2 separate regions of the Homo sapiens genome follow, and region 1 is linked to region 2. A link is a contact called in ENCODE Hi-C or POLR2A ChIA-PET data. All regions are on one chromosome and are shown on one strand. The core of a region is the stretch at or near the end of the contact, and the rest is flanking DNA. Distances in the headings are between cores, read along the strand shown.

The links. Hi-C counts contacts between places; a loop is a spot of excess contacts on that map. ChIA-PET counts read pairs that join two places held with the same protein, here RNA polymerase II (POLR2A). Pooled maps may share reads with other maps.
Region 1: a map of posterior cingulate gyrus shows a loop between it and region 2 (2.2-fold over the local background). The contact joins the promoter of LNC-LBCS here to the enhancer-like site in region 2. A Hi-C loop is called at or near these places in 1 of 168 maps with a recorded cell type or tissue (posterior cingulate gyrus) and 2 of 50 pooled maps. POLR2A ChIA-PET finds 5 or more read pairs at or near these places in 3 of 52 experiments (H1 and WTC11).

The regions. Positions count from the first base shown.
Region 1 is chr6:19,799,707-19,806,728 of GRCh38, forward strand. LNC-LBCS (lncRNA bladder and prostate cancer suppressor, hnRNPK interacting) reads right to left here and starts at 5,053. Exons shown (of 4, transcript NR_134651.1): 1 at 4,969-5,053; 2 at 2,381-2,450. RefSeq lists a silencer at 4,972-5,021.
Region 2 is chr6:19,688,261-19,694,643 of GRCh38, forward strand. No RefSeq gene overlaps it. Among named protein-coding and RNA genes, the nearest start is that of LNC-LBCS, 110 kb to the right of the region's middle. RefSeq lists an enhancer at 3,168-3,671. Within about 2 kb of position 3,556, at least 2 of the 41 ENCODE cell types and tissues checked have a DNase peak (open chromatin) inside an H3K27ac peak, as active enhancers do.

The DNA of each region.
Region 1 (7,022 bases), core at 3,803-6,302, 110 kb after region 2:
ATTTTAGGAAGCCAATATTATCCTGCTATCCAAACCAACCAAAGATTGCATGAGAGAGAGAGAGACAGGGAGACAGAGATAAACAGAGACAGAGACAGAAACTACAGACTGATATCCTTCGTTAATATAAGTGCAACAATCAACAAAATATTAGCAAATGGCCTTCAGCACTATATCAACACAGAATTATATACCATGAGCTAGCATCCTAGGGATGAAAGACTGATTTAACATTCAAAAATCAATCAATATATTAATAATCTACCATATTCACAAGCTAAAGGGAAACAAATCATGATTCATCAGTTGATGCAGAAAAAGTACTTAACAAAATTCAACATCCATTCATAATACAAATTCTCAGAAAACTGGGAATGCAGGGAACTTCCTCAAACTGACTTTTTAAAAACTTGAAGAAAAAAAAACCCTACAACTAATATTATACTTAATACGAAAGACTGAATGCTGGCCTGGCATGGTGGCTGTAATCCCAGCACTTTGGGAGGCCGAGATGGGCAGATCACCTGAGGTCAGGAGTTCCAGACCACCCTGGCCAACATGGCAAAACCCCATCTCTACTAACAATACAAAAATTAGCTAGGCGTGGTGGCACACACCTGTAGTTCAGCTACTTGGGAGGCTGAGGTGGGAGAATCACTTGAATCCGGGAGACAGAGGTTGCAGTGAGCTGAGATCACACACTGCATTCCAGCCTGGGTGAGAGAGAAAGACTTGATCTCAAAAAAAAAAAAAAAAAAAAAAAAAAAAGACTGAATGCTTTCTCCCTAAGCTCAGGAACAAAACAAGGATGTCCCACCTCACCACAACACAATATTGGAAGTTCTAGCCAGCACAATAAGGCAAGAAAAGGAAATGCAAGGAAGAACTAAAACTGTTGCTATTTGCAGATGACAGGTTTCCCTACGTTGTAAAAAAAAAAAAAAAAAAAAAAAAAAATCCAAGAAACCTTCAAAAACAAAAAACCCCAAAACAACAAAACTCCTAGAGCCAATAAGTTCAGCAAAGTCACAGAAGGATCAACATACAAAAGTCAACTATACTTTTATACACTGGGTCCTACTTGAGTATAGAGTGGGAGGAGGGGGTGGATTGAAAAACTACCCATCAGGTACTGTGCTTATTACCTAGTGATGAAATAATCTATATGCCAACTCCCCATGATGCATTATTTCTTATATAACAAACTAGCACATGTACTCCAAACCTAAAAGTTAAAGAAAAAAAATTAAAAACTTGGATTTTATTAAAATTAAAAACTTTTTCTCTCCAAAAGATCCTTTTTTTTTTTTTTTTTTTTTTTTTTTTGGGGAGATGGAGTTTTGCTCTTGTTGTCCAGGCTGGAGTACAACTGCGCGATCTTGGCTCACTGCAACCTCCGCCTCCCAGATTCAAGCAACTCTCCTGCCTCAGCCTCCCGAGTAGCTGGGATTACAGGCATGCGCCATCAGGCCCGGCTAATTTTTGTATTTTTAGTAGAGACGGAGTTTCTCCATGCTGGTCAGCCTGGTCTCGAACTCCCGACTCAGGTGATTCACCCGCCTAAGTCTCCCAAAGTGCTGGGATTACAGGCGTGAGCCACCGGATGTGGCCCAAAAGATCCAAAAGACAGCAAAAACACTGGGAAAAACTATTTGCAAACCACATCTCTCAGGGGTCCCCAAGTCCTGGGCCTCAGACTGGTACAGGTCAATGGCCTGTTAGGAAGCTGGCAACACAGCAGGAGTTAAGCACCTCCTGAGCCAGCCTCACCACCTGAGCTCTGTCTCCTGTCAGATCAGCCAGGGCATCAGATTCTCACAGGAGAGCGAACCCTATTGTGAACTGCGAATGCGAGGGATCTAGTTTGCATGCTCCTTATGAGAATCTAATGTCTGATGATCTTAAGTGGAACAGTTCCATCTGGAAACCATTTCCCCCACCACCCCCACTTCCGTGGAAAAAACTGTCTTCCACGAAACTTGTCCCTGAAGCCAAAAAGGTTGAGGACTGCTGATGTAACTGATAAAGGACTCATGTCTATAATTTAAAGAACCTTCAAAACTCAACAGTAACAGAACAAATCAAGAAAATAAGAAAATGACACGAAGAGGGATTTCACTGAAGAGGATATGTGTATGGCAAAGACATGAGAAAATGATCAACATCCCTAGTCATTAGGAAAATGCAAATTAAGACCAGAGTGAGGTATCACTGCACACCTAATCGGAACAGTAAAAGTAAAAAAATAGTGACAATACAAAATACTGGTAAGGATGTGGAAAAACTGGATCTCTCATATATGGCTGCTGGGAATGTAAAATAGTACCACATTTCTGGAAAATAGTTCAGCAGTTTCTTTAAAAATTAAACACATACTTACCATATGACCCAGCAATCACACTCCTGGACATTTATCCCAGAGAAATGAAAATTTAGGTCCACAGAAAAACCTGCAAGCAATTTTTCAAGACAGTTTTATTTGTAATAGGCACTCCCCCCGCCCAAAAAAAGAAGGAACCAAAATGTATGATAGGTGAATGCTGAATGATTAAACAAACTGTGTTACACCCATAGTGTAGAACTCAGTAACAGAAAGGAACAAACTAGAAATACCTGCAATAACTTGGATAAATCTCTAGGGCATTCTGCTGAGTTGGGTGGGGTGGGGGGGTGGGGGGGATGGTGAGCTAATCTTAGAAGGTCACAAGCTGTGAGGACCAATTTATAAAACATTCCCCAAACGACAAAATTATAGAAATGGAGAACAGACTGATGGTTGCAAAGGGTTAGGGATGGTGTGGGGGAAAGAAAGGGACGACCATAAAGGGACTGTATGAGAGAGATCTTCGTGGTGTTGAAATAGTTTGTATTTTGATTGTGGTAATGATTACAAGAGTCTTCAGGGATAAGGTGACACAGAATCACAGGCACATTTTATCTCAGTGTCAATGTCCTGGCTTTATTATTGTGCTCTAGCTATGCGGGATGTAACCAACAGTGGAGGCTCTATCAGACCTCTCTGTACTATCTTTGCAACTTCCTGTAAGTCTACATTCAAATAAAAAGTTAAAAAAATCGGTGCCCAGGCCACATCCCAAACCTTGTAAATTAAAATATCTAGGGGAAGAACCTAAACAACTGCATTTTTTTTTTAAATGCACGAGGTAATTTTAAAGTGTAGCTAGAGTTAGGAACCACCGCCAGCTGGTATTATTACCGAAACTACAAGCAGGTGGAACACCTGTAAGTCTGGTGGAAGATGATAAGGAAGGAGAAAACTAAATATACAAATCTATGTTAGGTTTCTTGAGGGTTTTATTCTCCTAACGTTAAAACCTAGTATTAAGTGAATCCAAATAATGTGGATGGGATAATCAGTCATCCATTATGATACAGACCATTTTACACAAAATAGGCCAGCCCCAATAGACTATTCTTTAGATTCTTAAGCATTTGGTATCGATGTTACAATTTTAAAATGCTAAAAAGCAATTATAATCACATTTAAATATGCAGCAATTTTAGAAAATCAATGTTTCACCGAGTTTCTCATTTTAGATGAATAACAAAATGAGTTCAAATTTTTATTTGTGTTGACTACCACCAGCAGCGACCCGTGGGAAGTAAGTGAAAAGCAAGTATTCCTATTTTGACTACACATTCTAATGTATTGGTTATTTATATTTATGATCACCAACTATTATCTATTAGACTTCTCCGGATTTAACTGTTTAGGAAGTGAGCTGTAGACATACAGAAACCAAGGATTATTTTGAGCCAATAAACAGTGACTTGACCAACCGAATGCCTTGTGTGGTTATTAATCATTCCATATCACCATCATCAAAAGACACTGTGCATCTACTCAGCTGGGCCAGGGGATTAAAGGTTTACGAAAGAGTCCCTCCTTGCCTTTAAACGGTTTAAAGTCTGTTTGAGGATGGGTCCAAATACATAAAATGATGAATAACAAAGCGAAGAACATGCTGAAATCTGGACTGACAAAAGAAAAGGGCCAAAGGGCTTGTTTTTACTGGAAGTATTTTTGCATAAGCTGGGAAGGGAGTTTGCATCTTCTGGACTCATAGATCAGACAAATGAGCAGCTTCAACAAAGCAGATTTATGCTATCCACCAGGAGGGTTTTGCTTAGTTGTCAGTTGTGGACTTTCTTCCAAAAATGCAGCTGTTTTGAAGCAAGAAATCTGGCACCAAAAAATAAATAAAATGAAAATTTAGAATAAGAATTACCTCCCACCCAACTCTAATCAACAGCTACGTCTCCCTTTCCTCCACCTTCAAGATTTAAAGGTCTGGGGTGGAAACTGGAGGTGTGGGGGGGCGAATGAGCTATTTGCCTTGCCCCAAGACCACCAATCTCCTGTGTGTGTGTCTCTCTCTCTCCAAATACGACCCTCACACACTCTCCAATTTACACTGCTACAACTTCCCAGATTTGTTTTACCTTCTGGAAAGATTTATCCATTTGGAAGCGTTCTTGAAGTTGCTAACTGTCGTGAAGTTCGATTTGAAAGCAAAACAATGACCGCGTTTTAACAGACAGTGCAAATTCTTTTTAAAAAAAAGTTGTTTTGTGATTATGGGAGATAATCAACAGCTACTCAGACATTCTTCTCTTAAACAGCTGAGGTTTATCATTTTCGCTATTATGACAATGAATTTTTTCCTCCTTTGCTTTCTGCCTTTTGGCAGGAGCCTCGACTCTGCAGGTGTTAGCGCTGTAAGGGCCGAACCCAACCGCCAGAATGTCTGCCGAGCCTAGCATGGGATGCTGCCCAGCAAAACAGCACCCAGGGAGAGGGCGACTGAGGAAGACAGCCTGCAAGCGCGCTTCAGAAAGGACTGGGACCAGAGCCCTAGAAAACTACAGCGAGTGGATTCCCTGGCAGGGGAAACCCGCGAGAGCCTGGGAAAAAAAAAAAAACGAGAGGGAGAGAAAAAAACTCACCCGGGCGCCCTGAAGCCCAGCGCAAGCAAGCGAGTGAGCGCGCAGGCTGGCTGGGCTGCTCCAGCTGGAAGTCATTGTGCGGGCTGGCGTCTGCGTTGTCAGGGCGACCGCCCGGCCGGCGCCAGCGGAGCGGGGGAGGCGGGCTCCGTGAATGGGTGACGTCACGCAGCCGGCGCCAGGCAGTCTGGGCGGCCGAGCCAATGAATCAGCTGTCCGGGGGAGGCAGCGCAGCGCGGCGCGCGGGAGCTGGGTGCAGGAATGCGCCTGGAGCCGCGCGGCCCGGGAGGGCGCGAGACGTCTCCGCCCGCCTGGTCGCCCCGCGGCGGCCAGAGGTCCCAGCGTCCCAGGCTCGGCCATTCCGGTGCCCCCCACGCCCAGTCTGCGGCTGTGCCCGCGTCCCTAGTTTTCCGCCGGTTACCCCCACGGGCGCGCGCTCTGCGGGGAGGCCCACGAGCTGGGGGGGCCGCTGGGGTGGTGTCAGGATGTTTTCACTTACTGCGACTGTGGCACTTATTTAAAAGGAAACATACAATAAAACTTGTCCTTGTAGATAAAATAGACTTTGAAAGTATTGATGAATTCACTGCCACCTTACTGTGCTCTCCGCATTGTGCTGGGTGTTGGGTATCACAAACAATGAAAGGACCAGGACTCGGAAGTTCCCAAAATTGAACTGGGTAGAAAAAAGTGTAAGGAACTCATGATTCAGACTTACAGCCGACTGCTCTTCCAATATTCTATAGTGTGGGACTATAGGGCGCCTTTAAGGTTCTAGAAGGCAAATGGCTCCAAAGATTTCCAATTTTTTGGTGTTTTTGTGTTTTGCATTACCTCTGTCCTGCTTTGCTCTCCATTACAGTGTCCTGTAGGTGGCCAAGTACTGGGTTAAGGTCATTTCAGTATGCCCAGCATTTGACGCTCTCCCTGACTCCTGGTAAGGACTGGACATTGTTGATGGGTAATCCACAATGCAAGAGCAAATAATTTTAAGGCTAGAGTAAAAGGAGTACTTCTGAATTCCTAAACATCTTTTTGGGTGCTTACTTGTTGGTTTCTGGTGGTTTTTCAAGAGTAGTGATGCATCATTACTGAAACTGGAAAACCAGAGTGTGGCCCAGACTCACATTATAGTAGATGTCGTTAAATCAGCCCTTCCTGCTGAAGTCTGTGCCCCCCTTTTTAAATCTGGAAGATGAGATCTGGTGAGATATTCTCTTAAGACTCATGAAGTTCTAGCAGTCTATCATTGTATTTATCAACCTTTCAAACGAATGACTTTATTCCTATCACAGTATGTGATATATGTGACATTCATTTAACAAACACTTCAGGGTCCCTGCTATGCAAATACTATGTACTGGAAGTTTTAACTGAAATTTTTTTGGAATAAAAGTTAAGGGCCTGGCGGCTCATGCCTGAATCCCAGCACTCTGTGGGGCCGAGGGAGAGTTCGAGACCAGCCTGACCAACATGGTGTCCGGAATTGGTGGGTTCTTGGTCTCACTTACCTCAAGAATGAAGCCGCAGACCCTCGCGGTGAGTGTTACAGTTCTTAAAGGCGGCGTGTCTGGAGTTTGTTCCTTCTGATGTGTTCAGTTTCTTCCTTCTGGTGGGTTCATGGTCTCGCTGGCTCAAGAGTGAAGCTACAGACCTTCCCCGTGAGTGTTACAGCTCATAAGGCGGCCTGTCTGGAGTTGTTCATTCCTTCTGGTGGGTTTGTGGTCTCGCTGGCTTCAAGAGTGAAGCTGTAGACCTTCACGGTGAGTAGCACACAGCTCATAAAGGCAGTGGGGACCCACAGAGTAAGCAGCAGCAAGACTTATTGCAAAGGGCGAAAGAATAAAGCTTCCACAGCACCTAAGCGGACACGAACGGCTTTTTACTGCTGGCTGGGGCAGCCTGCTTTTATTCTCTTACCTGGCCCCACCCACATCCTGCTAATTAGTCCATTTTACAGAGAGCTGAGTGGTCTGTTTGCGCTGATTGGTGCATTTACAACCCCTGAGCTAGACACAAAGGTTCTCCACATTCCCACTAGATGATGCTAGATACAG
Region 2 (6,383 bases), core at 2,306-4,805:
TGTTTTTGAGACAGAGTTTTGCTCTTGTTGCCCAGGCTGGAGTGCAATGGCACGATCTAGGCTCACCACAACCTCCGCTTCCCAGGTTCAAGCGACTCTCCTGCCTCAGCCTCCTGAGTAGCTGGGATTACAGGCATGCGCCACCATGCCTGGCTAATTTTTTGTATTTTTAGTATAGACGGGGTTTCTCCATGTTGGTCAGGCTGGTCTTGAACTCCTGACCTCAGGTGATCCGCCTGCCTGGGCCTCCTAAAGTGCTGGGATTACAGGCATGAGCTACCGGGCCGGCGGTAAAGTAGGCTTTATACAGAAGATACATTTCATCCATTTAGCTTAGTAGCATGTAAACAGACAGTAACTTAATGCCAAGCTACTTCATGAGGCATCATCATCAAAATTATTGTTTTCATGTATCTATTTCTGTGTGGCTCTATACTAAGCATTATGAAAAGTCGGAATGAAAATATCTAGCCCTTTCAGGATATACAATTTAAAACAAAATGGGAAAAATCAGCATACTCATATAGACACTAAGCAGAAGCAGAAGATTAGTATGTTTTATTATATTAAATGGTTAGATGAATGAAAAGGAGTTGTAAGATTTCACTTCAGGATGGTTAGGGTCTCACATGAAAATATCAGCCTCTCAGGCTGGGTGCGGTGGCTCACGCCTATAATCCCAGTACTTTGGGAGGCCGAGGCGGGCGGATCCTGAGGTCGGGAGATCAAGACCATCCTGGCTAACACAGTGAAACCCTGTCTCTACTAAAAAAATACAAAAAATTAGCTGGGCGTGGTGGCGGGCACCTGTAGTCCCAGCTACTCGGGAGGCTGAGGCAGGAGAATGTCGTGAACCCGGAAGGCGGAGCTTGCAGTGAGCTGAAATTGTGCCACTGCACTCCAGCCTGGGTGACAGAGCAAGACTCCGTCTCAAAAAAGAAAAAAAAGAAAGAAAAAGAAAATATCAACCTCTCTGTCCTGAAGGCTTATTTGAGGAGTTGGGTTTGAAGAGTTGCCTTAATCATTAATCAGAGGAGCTTGTCAAGGGTTTCAGAGAAAAGGAACACTCCAGAAGAGACCAAAGCATAGAGTAACTGATAACAGGGGCATGATTACTAAGAGAGCCAAGGGGAATCTTCAGTGCAGTGGATCTCGACGTAGTTCAAGATCAGTTAAGTATATTTCATTTATATACCACCCCCCTTTGTGAATCCATTCATTCGGCCAGGTAGACCTAGTGTTTTCTAATGCTTATCTATTACTCCAGAAGACTCTATTTGCTTTGAGTTCCTAAATACATCAAGTCAGCAATCTCTAAAAACCTATATTAGAAAAATATTTACATTTAAGAATAGTCCCTCAATTTCACTTAATTTCTAGTGTGGATAGTTCAATCAACACTGATTGAGCCATCTACACTAGGAAAATTTTGGCATCTTGTGTTCTCTCGAAATTATATAGTTCTTTGATTCTTTTAGGCTAGAAGTTCTTCAAGTGATTCTGCGGCACATTGAAGTTGAAAACCACTGCTTTATACCTGTCAGGCAATGGAGCATGCACACTTACCCAGGCTCTCTTTGTTAGAACAGGCATTTCGGCTCAACTGTACAAATACTGCAAGAAAAAAAAACGGTTTTATGGCTGAATATTAACATTGAAAATGGCATATTTCTGTTGGTCATAAATACTCTCTCAAATGGGAAAACATTGTTAAATACTATGCACTTATAAACTTTCAGAGTAGTCAGCATTGTAAATAGTGGTGTTTTATAAACTATTTTCCAATACATTGCCAATGAAGACAATAGACAATAAGCTCCCAAGGGTCTTCATTCCCCTCCTGGGTCTCCCAGTGATAAGGACGCTAATAGGCTGAGATCTCACAGAATTTCAATAAGAGTGTCAGAGGTATTTGAACCAAAGCAACTCCATCTTGAATAGGGGTTGGGTAAAAAAAGACCGAGATCCCACTGGGCTGTATTCCCAGGTGGTATTACTCACAAGATGAGATGGGAGGTCGGCACAAGATACAGGTCATAAAGACCTTGCTGATAAAACAGCATGCGGTAAAAGAAGCTACCAAATCCCACCAAAGTCAAGATGGCAAAGAAAGTGACCTCTGGTTGTCCTCACTGCTCATTATATGCTAATTATAATGCATTAGCATGCTAAAAGACACACCCAACAGCATCATGACAGTTTACAGATGCCATGGCAACATCAGGAAGCTACCCTATATGGTCTAAAAGGGGGAGGAAACCTCAGTTCCGGGAACTGTCCACCCCTTTCCCAGAAGACTCATGAAGAATACACCCCTTGTTTAACATATAACCAAGAAATAACTGTTAAGTATTATCCGTGGAGCAGCCCAAGCTGCTGCTCTGTCTGTGGAGTTGCCATTCTTTATTCCTTTGCTTTCTTAACAGATTTGCTTTCAATAAACTTGCTTTCTTAATAAACTTGCCTGGAATACTTTCTTGTGTGAGATCCAAGAGCCTTCTCTTGGGATCTGGATTGGGCCCCTTTCTGATAACAAGAATTCACTTTTCTGTGTATGACAGGTGAGAGGATGGCCCCCGGGAAGAAAGTTTGGAAAAAGTCTCCTGGACCGGAAGCGGAAGGGAGGGAGGGAGAGAGGGAAAGAGGAAGTGGGGAAAAAAGACCTGAGATGTAGATTCTTGACCACAGGCAAGTCCTTCATGGTCCTTTTCCTGGCAGATCTTAGACATCTCATGTGCTTTGCCCAGTTCTCACTGTTGATGCCTAGAAATTAATGGTTTCATAGTGGGATAATGCCATTCCTCTGAAGTCTAGGTCTGATACCCATCAGCAGTATTTAAAACCACACAACCCTTTTTGAAATACCAAAATAGCTAAGCCGAATAAAAAATATAAACTTTGACAGGCAAACTAAGATGCTTTCATGCATTTTATGCTAAAACCGTACCAACTCTCCGTAAAACTCTTTACCTGCGTTCGCCCCATCCCCTGGTTCGCATTGTTCTCAGTAATGAAGACCTCCTTGCCTATCACTAACACCAATTAGCTTACACCAAACTTCAGGACGCCAAGGAAAAGGAAAAATCACTCTTCCAGCAGCGGTCATTTAAGAAAAAAAAAAATTGATAATAATGTGGAACTCCCTCCAAAATTAGCCTACACCGTGATATAAATTGGTTTTCTTTGTGATCTAAAATTGACTCGCAGTTGACTAGTTAGAAAATAGTTGCTGAAAAGCCGGGGCCTTGGAGCTTTCGGATCCTGCCCGCCTTTCATCATGTAAACAAACGCATCAGATTTAAAGCTTTCCCATAATTGTTATGCTAACCTTGGAGCGCAACCTCTCCATTTGCATTTGAAGGAGCTAAATATTAGGCAGGAAAGAAAGTGCTCTTTTTGAAAGCCTGAGAAAATGTCCCCGCTCGGGGCTGCTCCGCCATCTGGGCCGCGGGCTGGGCGCGCGGCTCCCGCCCCCAGCTCCTTGGCAGAGGCGCCGGAGGAAGGGGCGCCGCGAAGGGCCGTCATCTTGTTGGAAAAGAATGCAGAAATGCCCCCCTAAGGCTGAATGAGCACCACTTCCACACTCAGGGCGGGGGAGGCCGGGGGACGTGGGAGCGGCGCGCCAGGAGCGAGGCGTCCCTGGTGACAGCGCGTCCCGAGGGCTCTCCCTTTTCCCAGAGCGCATACCAAAGGCAGACTCCTTTGCAGGCTCCACGAGCCCCATTCGCGGTGGAAAGGGGCGTTCCAGACTGCAGGGTGAGGGGCTCCGGTGTGTGTGTGGTGTGTGTGGTGTGTGTGTGTACGCGCGCGCACGCCCTTAAGGAAAAATCCATCTTTTATAAGTGCTGTGGCCCACTTTTAACTGGATCTCGTGGAGTACTCAGATACAGCCGGTATAGTGAAGGCTAATAGCATCAGCACACTTTCGCGCATTAATCTTGGAGTAATTAAAAATAAAAACAGTGAGCTATGGGGTTTTGTTAAACAAGGGAGAAAAAAGGTTCCAACCTCCCATCAGCCTATTCTGGGGGAATCCAGAGAGCCCATGCATCCCTCTACCTTTCCATGCAACCTGCACACAAAGCATGTCTATCGGGAGTCACGGGGAAAATCATTCCTGGGAGAATATCTAGGGCATCATAAACCAGAACAGAGCTGGAGGGGGATAAGATGCTGCTAGATTGAAAGAATGTAATTATTTTCTTTCACCACTTCTCATTTTAATCTCATTTCTAATATAACTCAAAGGTGCTTTGATTTTAAAATGATTTTTCTGCTGTCAGAATTAGCATTTTTCACTAGTCCTAGGAGACATTCCAGAGGAGAACGGCATTTTTATTTTCCTTTTCTCCCCCCATGATTTCACAAAGGCTTCTCATGCATCGCTGGACTGTATTACAAAGTTAGGGGATTTTTTTCCCTCTCCTCAAAGGAAGATCATTGAGGCTGCAAGTAACCCTGGTAGCTGCTAGGAGATGGAATTCTTCAGGCTAAAACTGCATGTTGCACAAATAACTGGCAAAAAGAGGAATGCAGGGCAGCACTTGAGTCCTCCACAGGAGCAGAAAAGATGCAGGAGTGACCCTGCAGAAAATATTGGGATAAAAAAAGGACAGTTTTTTGTTTTTCTTAGCCATAAACTAAATATCAGTGTTTGACAAGTCTCTAAAATGCACCAGTTGCTATTCATTCTATTTACTTCATAAGTATTTATTAAGGGCTACGTGTTTTGTTTGTTTGGTTCTTAGGAGTCAGAACTTGGCCTCAGGCAGACCTGGGTTCTCACACTTAATTACCTTAGAGGCCCCAAAACAGTTACTTAGCCTTGCTGAATCTCAGTGTTTTCATCTGTAAAATGGGTGTTTTGTGCCCATCTCAGGGGACTATTTTCAGGATTAAAAAGCTCAGTGCCTAGCACATAGTACAAGCACCCCATAAATCATCTTCATCATCATTGTGGTCACTGTCTTGTCTCTGAAGACTTTAAAAGGATCTTTTATAACTTAAATGAAGCAAATGAAGAAAGCATCCAAACATATTTATTTGCTGCCAAATTCTTTTCTAGCTGCTGGAGATAAACAGCTCCTTTGTAGAGGGTAGACAATGAAGGTGGAGGGGAGGATAGGATGAAAGGGGTCCTCAGCCCTGGTTGCACATTTGAATCACCTGGAAAGATTTTGCAAAACCAAGTCCCACCTGTTTGCATGGAATAGCACCTAGGCATTGTTTTTCGTGGTGTTGTTTTCAATTCCCAGGTGATTCTAATGTACAATCAGGGTTAAAAAACACTAACTTAGAAGCTGTCACCATTATCCAAGTGAGAGATGCTGGTAGCTTTTATCAGAGTGATAGAAGTGGAGATGCTCAGAGATGGTCATAGTCAGGACACGTATTAGAGGTAGAAGCAAATCAACCTGCTAATGGATTGAAAGTGATGAGGATGGGTGGGGAGACAAAGAGGAATCAGGAACCCCCTAGTTTGGGACGACAGTACAGATGATGATTCCATTTCCCAGGATGGAGAAAATGAAGGGAATACAGGCTGGGGAATGGAAACCATAGAGCTGAAGACTGGCACAAAAATACTGACCATGTTATGTATGAGATGCTTATTGGACATATATTAATATAACATTAACCTAATTTGTAAGTGGACGAATCCAGCAGGCAGTTGATTTGCAAAGAAGCCAGAACACTAAATGTCATGTGTCTGAGCACTGCCAAAAAAAACTTTCTGTGAAGATGAAAATACTCTAAATCTGCACTGTCCAATACAGCAGCCACCAGCCACGTGTGCGTATTGAGCATCTCAAATCAGGTTAGGCTGGTGTGGCTGAGGAACTGAATTTTAATTTTATTTTATTTTAATTGGCTTAAATTTAAATAGCCATATGTGGCAGGTGGCTATCCTATTTGACAAATTAGGTATGTATTGATGATTCCCATCTTTATGTATTTGGCCTGAACTACTTCTTTCAGAATCTGACTTCTCACCACTTGCCCTAGTAACAGGTCAAAGCCACTATCATCTGCAGTCTAGAGTATTGCAACAGCCTCCTACTGTTTACAATGTCCTCCGCCCACTCTTGTCACTTCTATTATATATTCTCAAAACAGCAGCCAAAATGATCTTCACAACCTGATGTTCATTTATCATGAAAATCATACCAGGTATTTCCTCTACTTAAAGCCATATAATGACTCCCCATCTTGACACAGTAAAACCCAAAGTCCTTCCAATAGTCCACAAAAAAGCCCCCTCTTTGTCTCTCTAACACTGCTTCACACTTTTCTGTTCCTACTGTAGCAGTTTTCACCATCTGTTGTACTGTATAATTAACTCAGTTATTTTATTTATTGTCCGTCTCCGTCTTAGTAGAAAG